Linked DNA regions of Homo sapiens: region 1 is linked to region 2. Evidence: chromatin loops called from intact Hi-C (ENCODE). Cell type or tissue: Calu3. All regions are shown on one strand. Each heading gives the region's core, and the rest is flanking DNA. Links, peaks and the distances in the headings are about the cores only. Region 1 overlaps ACBD6 (acyl-CoA binding domain containing 6). Region 2 overlaps ACBD6 (acyl-CoA binding domain containing 6).

Region 1 (2,827 bases), core at 316-2,815, 110 kb after region 2:
TATATCAGATTATATATCTATTAACCAGTTCCCCTCTGAAGCTAACCAAAACATTACACAATATAATGCTTTGTATAACATTATACCCCCTTATCCATGGGGTATGTATTCTAAGACCCCTAGTAGATGCCTGAAACTGTAGACACTACAGAGCCCTATATACACTATGTTTTTTCCTATACAGGAACAGGTAATGGATACATCTTGACAAAGGGATGTATGGAGTGGGACAGGAGAGATTTTATCACAACAGGGCATGCAATTTAAAACTTATCAATTGGTTACTTCTGGAATTTTCCACTTAATATTTTTGGACCACCGTTGACCTCAGGTGACTGAAACCCCTCAGAAAGCAAAACTATAGATCAGGGAGGACTGCTATACATTTTTAAACCACAAACAGGGACCACTAACAAACACATACACACATATAAGAGCATACACACAAGCATTAAGAATCCTACAGTTCCTAAATATTGCATAACTCTTTATAAAGTCAGTAGGATAGACCATTAAATGTTTTTAATAACACACCATGCTTTTCTGTACTGAAAATTACCTCTATATGGAGGTTAATAAATTTGGCCCAAAATATAATCAATCTCTGTTCCTAGTAACAAAACATGTCATAATAGAGTTTATCATTAGAACGAATTTTTTTTTCAGTAGAAAAAATAATCTCCTTATAATTTAAAAAACAGATAAAATGCAGTTCTAGTTCTTAATTCCCAACTAATACACACAGGTTACTTTTTTACTAAAATAAGTCAGAAATGTTTTATTAAAATCAGGAAAGAAACTATTTCTAGATTATTTCTTTTAGCTATAGCTTTAACATCATAATTCAATTAATCTACTAAAATGTGTAACTGTTGTATCTGCAAAAAGCTTATTCTGCTCTAATGCACAAATAAGAAGTCTTAAAAAAGTCTTCTGCAAGCTGGGCAAGGCAGTGTGCACCTGTAGTCCCAGCTACTTGGAAGGATGAGGCAGGAGGATAACTTGAGCCCAGGAGTTCAGGTCTAGCCTAGGCAACATAGTGAGACTCCATCTCTTTAAAAAAAAAAAATTCTTTTGCAAAAGAAAATTTTAGTTGCACAGGATACTAATTTTCTCTAAATTTTCTAATAAATTTAGATCACCATATGATGCTTATTTTTCTTAACTTACATGGATTGAATAAGAAAACAAAGTCATTTTTAATTCTAATCTATTATCCCAAAAGTACATCATTTTGGGATGTAAAGATAATAAGATTATCTTTATTGAAATTATTATAATTTTACATTAAAATGTATTTTTATTTATTAAGTACAGCTAAAAAATAATTTCTAATCTTATAGTTTTTATTGTGTGTCTATTAGAGAAATACACAAAATAAGCATAATTGAAGTGTATTTAGTTTCACAGAAAAATCAGTAACTTTAAACTGTGAAACACTGCCCTCTATAGTCCACTGAATTAAACAACAATTCAATTTATAATACTTAGAACAATACAACCTAGACAAGGAATTTTGGACTTTCTGCCTCGTTCCTGAAGCAAAATTTTCCCGCTCTATAAATCTCTCTTTTTTTTTTTTTTTGAGACGGAGTCATGCTGTGTCGCCCAGGCTGGAGTGCAATGGCACAATCTCGGCTCACTGCAACCTCTGCCTCCCAGGTTCAAGCAATTCTCCTGCCTCAGCCTCCCAAGTAGCTGGGATTACAGTACCACCATTGCTGGCTAATTTTTGTATTTTTAGTAGAGACGGGGTTTCACCATGTTGGTCAGGCTGGTCTCAAACTCCTGACCTCAGATGATCTGCCCACCTTGGCCTCCCAAAGTGCTGGGATTACAGGCATGAGTCACCACACCCAGCCTATAAATCCCTTTTTTAAAAAGAAGTTTATACTAGAGAAATGCCTATTTCAGATATCCATTTGGCTGGGCACAGTGGTTCACACCTGTAACACCAGCACTTTGAGAGGCCAAGGCAGGAGGATCACTTGAGCCCAGGTGTTCAAGACCAGCCCAGGCAACATGCAAGACCCCATCTCTACCAAAGAAAAAGAAAAAGAAAATTCGCTGGTGTGATGGCACACACCTGTAGTCCCAGCTACTCAGGACGCCAAGGTGGGAAGATCACTTGAGCCCAGGAGTTTGAGGCTGCAATGAGCTAGGATTGCACCACTGCACTCCAGCCTGGGCAACACAGCAAGACCTTGTCTCTAAAAACAAACAAAATATTCATCAATCTCATTTAAAGCCTCTTCTCTAAAGAAATCAATACTTGCATGCTTATTGCAGCACTATTCACAATGGCAAAGATAAAAAGTCAACCTAAATGTCTATCACGGATGAATGAATAAATAAAATGTGGTATATATACACAATGAAATATTACGCAGCTATAAAAAAGAATGAAATGTTATTTGCAGCAACATGGATGGAACTTGAGGTCATTATCTTAAGTGAAATAAGCCAGACACAAAAAGACAAATATCACTTGTTCTCATTTATATATATGAGCTAAAAAATTTGATCACATGGAGGTAGAGAGTGGAAAGACACATAACAGAGACTGGGAGGGGCAAGTAGGGGGAAGAGGGGAAAATGAAGAGAAGTGGGTTAAAGGGTATAAACATACAGTAAGAAAGAAGGAATAAATTCAATGTTTGATAGCAGAGTAGAGGGACTACACTTGACAAAAATGTACAGATACCCGAAATGCCCTGATTTGATCAGTACAGCACTATATACATGTAACAAAATTTCACAGGTACCCCATATATTTGTAGGAAAATACAAGCAGTATGGCAGGTACGCCTGTAATCCCAGCACTTTG
Region 2 (2,827 bases), core at 5-2,504:
GTGCACTTCCTCCTCCCACAGCAGCCAGGGAAGGCTTTGTAATGCTCATCCTTAGAGAGAACCTTGAATTCCATTAGAAAGCTCCACAAAATGGAGAAACCCTCAAGTGGCAGCTTGAACCACATAGACAGCTCATACCCTTTACTGATATTAGAAGTAAGCTCATGGGATTAAGTCGGCAAGTACTAGAAAATTAAAAAGTATGAACACACTGACAAATGCCATGATACCAACAAGAATACAAGATGTGTCTAAGCCTTTTTTCCTGCTTTTTCTTTACCTTTTTAAAAAAAGGGATGGCAAATATTTAAAACAATGCTACAATAAAGACTGGGCACTAAGTCTACAAAGAAACTCTATAACTTGTCTGGCTAATATTGGGCTAATATAATATCTACATCTATACAGTGATTTGCTATAAAACCATTCACTTATTGATGGCCTAGCACATTTTACAAATAAGCTACACTTTAAGAGGAACAGTAAAGGCAGACACCTTGCCTTTGATGTCACATCTATTAAGTTACAGCTCTACTCTGTTCCCTACCAGTGATAAGACATCTTATATAATGTACATTTTTAGTGTTACATGTTTAAAAAGGGACATTGATTCAGTAATGAGCCACTAGGTTGGTGAAACTAGTCTGGAGAAGACTTAGGAAGAAAATGTCTACTGTCTTCAAATAACAGAACGGTTGACACCTGGAAGGGAGGAGATACAACTTTTCTTCATAGTTTTAAGAGTCAGAACTAAAACGAGAGTGAGTTATAGGTAAGCAGACATAGATTTAACAGGTAGGAGAAATTTCTAATAATTAGCACTTTCTGAAACAGAATAGGCTATTTTGTGAAGTAAACAGAAATCTTCAGACAGGCTAGCTGGCTTAACCATCTTTTGGAAATTTAGTGGAGAGGAGTCCTGCATTAGGTGGGAGTTGAACCAGATGATCTTTAAATTCCTTTCTATCTTTTTTTTTTTTTTTGAGATGGAGTCTTGCTCTGTCGCCCTGGCTGGAGTACAGTAGCGCGATCTTGGCTCACTGCAACCTCTGCCTCCTGGGTTCAAGTGATTCTCCTGCCTCAGCCTCCCGAGTAGCTGGGACTATAGGCGTGTGCCACAACGCCTGGCTAATTTTCTGTAGTTTTAATAGAGACAGGGTTTCGCCGTGTTAGCTAGGATGGTCTCAATCTTCTGACCTCGTGATCCGCCCACCTTGGCCTCCCAAAGTGCTGGGATTACGGGCATGAGCCACCGCGCCTGGCCAATTCCTACTTTTAAGATTTTACAATTATTATTTATTCAAGGTCATAGTTAGTGGCAGAATAGAAATTGGAATTCAGGTAACGTGACTCCAAACACAGTCTTTCCAAACACAAGGTTATAAACTCCTCAAAAGTCTTCAGGCAAAAATATAAAAGACTGAGGTCAACTGGGTCAGGGAAACTGAAGAGTTCAAAGCCTGTCAACAGAGGGCAGTAGGTACTCAGCTCTAGTTGATAGAAGAACGTGCCCACGATTGCCATATTTGCAGATTTTTCAAGAGAAGTCTAAAATCTGTACTTTTATATGAAATTAACTGACAGTTAATTATAAATAAATTGTGGACTAACACTACAGGTGTCAAACAAAAACAGATCTATGGGCTGCACATGACTTATACTGTTTTGTGACCATGAGACTTTACTCAAAAACTCCATTTCCAAACTACTGATTTTAAAAAATCCTTCTCTGGAGTCTTCAAATTTATCAACATCCTTTTTGAAATACAAAAATCTAAGCTTTATGTTTTATATTAATTACATCCTAATAATTGCTATGTATATAACAGTACTTTGCCCTGGCCTTTATAGATTATATTCCTATTACTGTAATGGCAGCAGTAAATTTGCTTTGTAAGAGCAACACTACATTGCCATCTCATTGTTTACCTACGGTCCACAATAGCCGTCAAATTTTCTACTGATGATATTTGTGCATAAACAATCTCTATACATGTATACATGCATATGGTCCATAAGTATATTTAAATATGCTCCATATTCTATAATTATTTCACGGAAAAATTACTTTTCTTTGAAGAGTCTTTTTTTTCTTATCTTTTTCCCATCTTTCAGGCATTAATCACTCTGAGTATATCAGTTTGATCAAAAGCAATATTGACCATTTCTAGAACTTACTCTGTTTACTTAGTATAACTAAGCAAATTGCTTGGTCTCATTTGCAAGCATTTTGTTATTCTGTGTAATTCCTTCATCATTAATTGGTTCTTATAATGTTACATTTAAAAGAACATTTAAAATTTAGCAACACTAGGCATAGCCAAATATATTTTATAACATGCACATACTTATTTAAATAGTACATCTCAGAAACCATCAATGAGCCACCAGTTCAACATTCAAACAAGTTAGTTCTTTTAAGGCAGATGATTAACTAATTTCCTGAATTCAATGAGGAAGAATTGCCTGACATTTTAAAAATTGAAAGAATTACAGAATTAATTCAATTCTGAGGGTACCATCAACTTTAGACTACAAAATGTTATGATTCAGTTGTAGGTAGCTTAGACATTTAGAAACCTTTATGGTGAAGACGGTAGGTTTTCCTGGGGATAAAAACTAATTCTTTTGTTTTCAAGCTTACAATAGTGCAAAATGTCAACAATTTCTGGTTAATAGCAGTACCAAGAGAGAATGTAGCCAGGGGACCATTAAGAAGGAGCAATTTACTATAGCAGGTCATAACACTTTGACAGTGTCCTATAATTCAGTTAGATGTAAAAATAAGATGACACTGGGTGTTCTCTGAACTCAGAGTAATTTGAAC

The links. A loop is a pair of places that touch in the nucleus more often than their neighbours do. Peaks named below come from ENCODE experiments on the same cell type or tissue, not always from the same donor. Only the 100,000 strongest peaks of a DNase experiment are listed, where the experiment ranks them.
Region 1: it touches region 2 in a loop (5-fold over the local background); 8 of 110 quality-filtered maps call a loop at or near these places.

The regions. Positions count from the first base shown.
Region 1 is chr1:180,476,922-180,479,748 of GRCh38, forward strand. All of the region lies in intron 3 of ACBD6 (acyl-CoA binding domain containing 6), which reads right to left. Among named protein-coding and RNA genes, the nearest start is that of ACBD6, 24 kb to the right of the region's middle. In Calu3, for the core only: a CTCF peak has its summit at 1,438 (motif pointing left); no DNase peak of the experiment used is centred there.
Region 2 is chr1:180,363,769-180,366,595 of GRCh38, forward strand. All of the region lies in intron 6 of ACBD6 (acyl-CoA binding domain containing 6), which reads right to left. Among named protein-coding and RNA genes, the nearest start is that of MIR3121, 73 kb to the right of the region's middle. In Calu3, for the core only: no CTCF peak of the experiment used is centred there; a DNase peak (open chromatin) is centred at 1,473.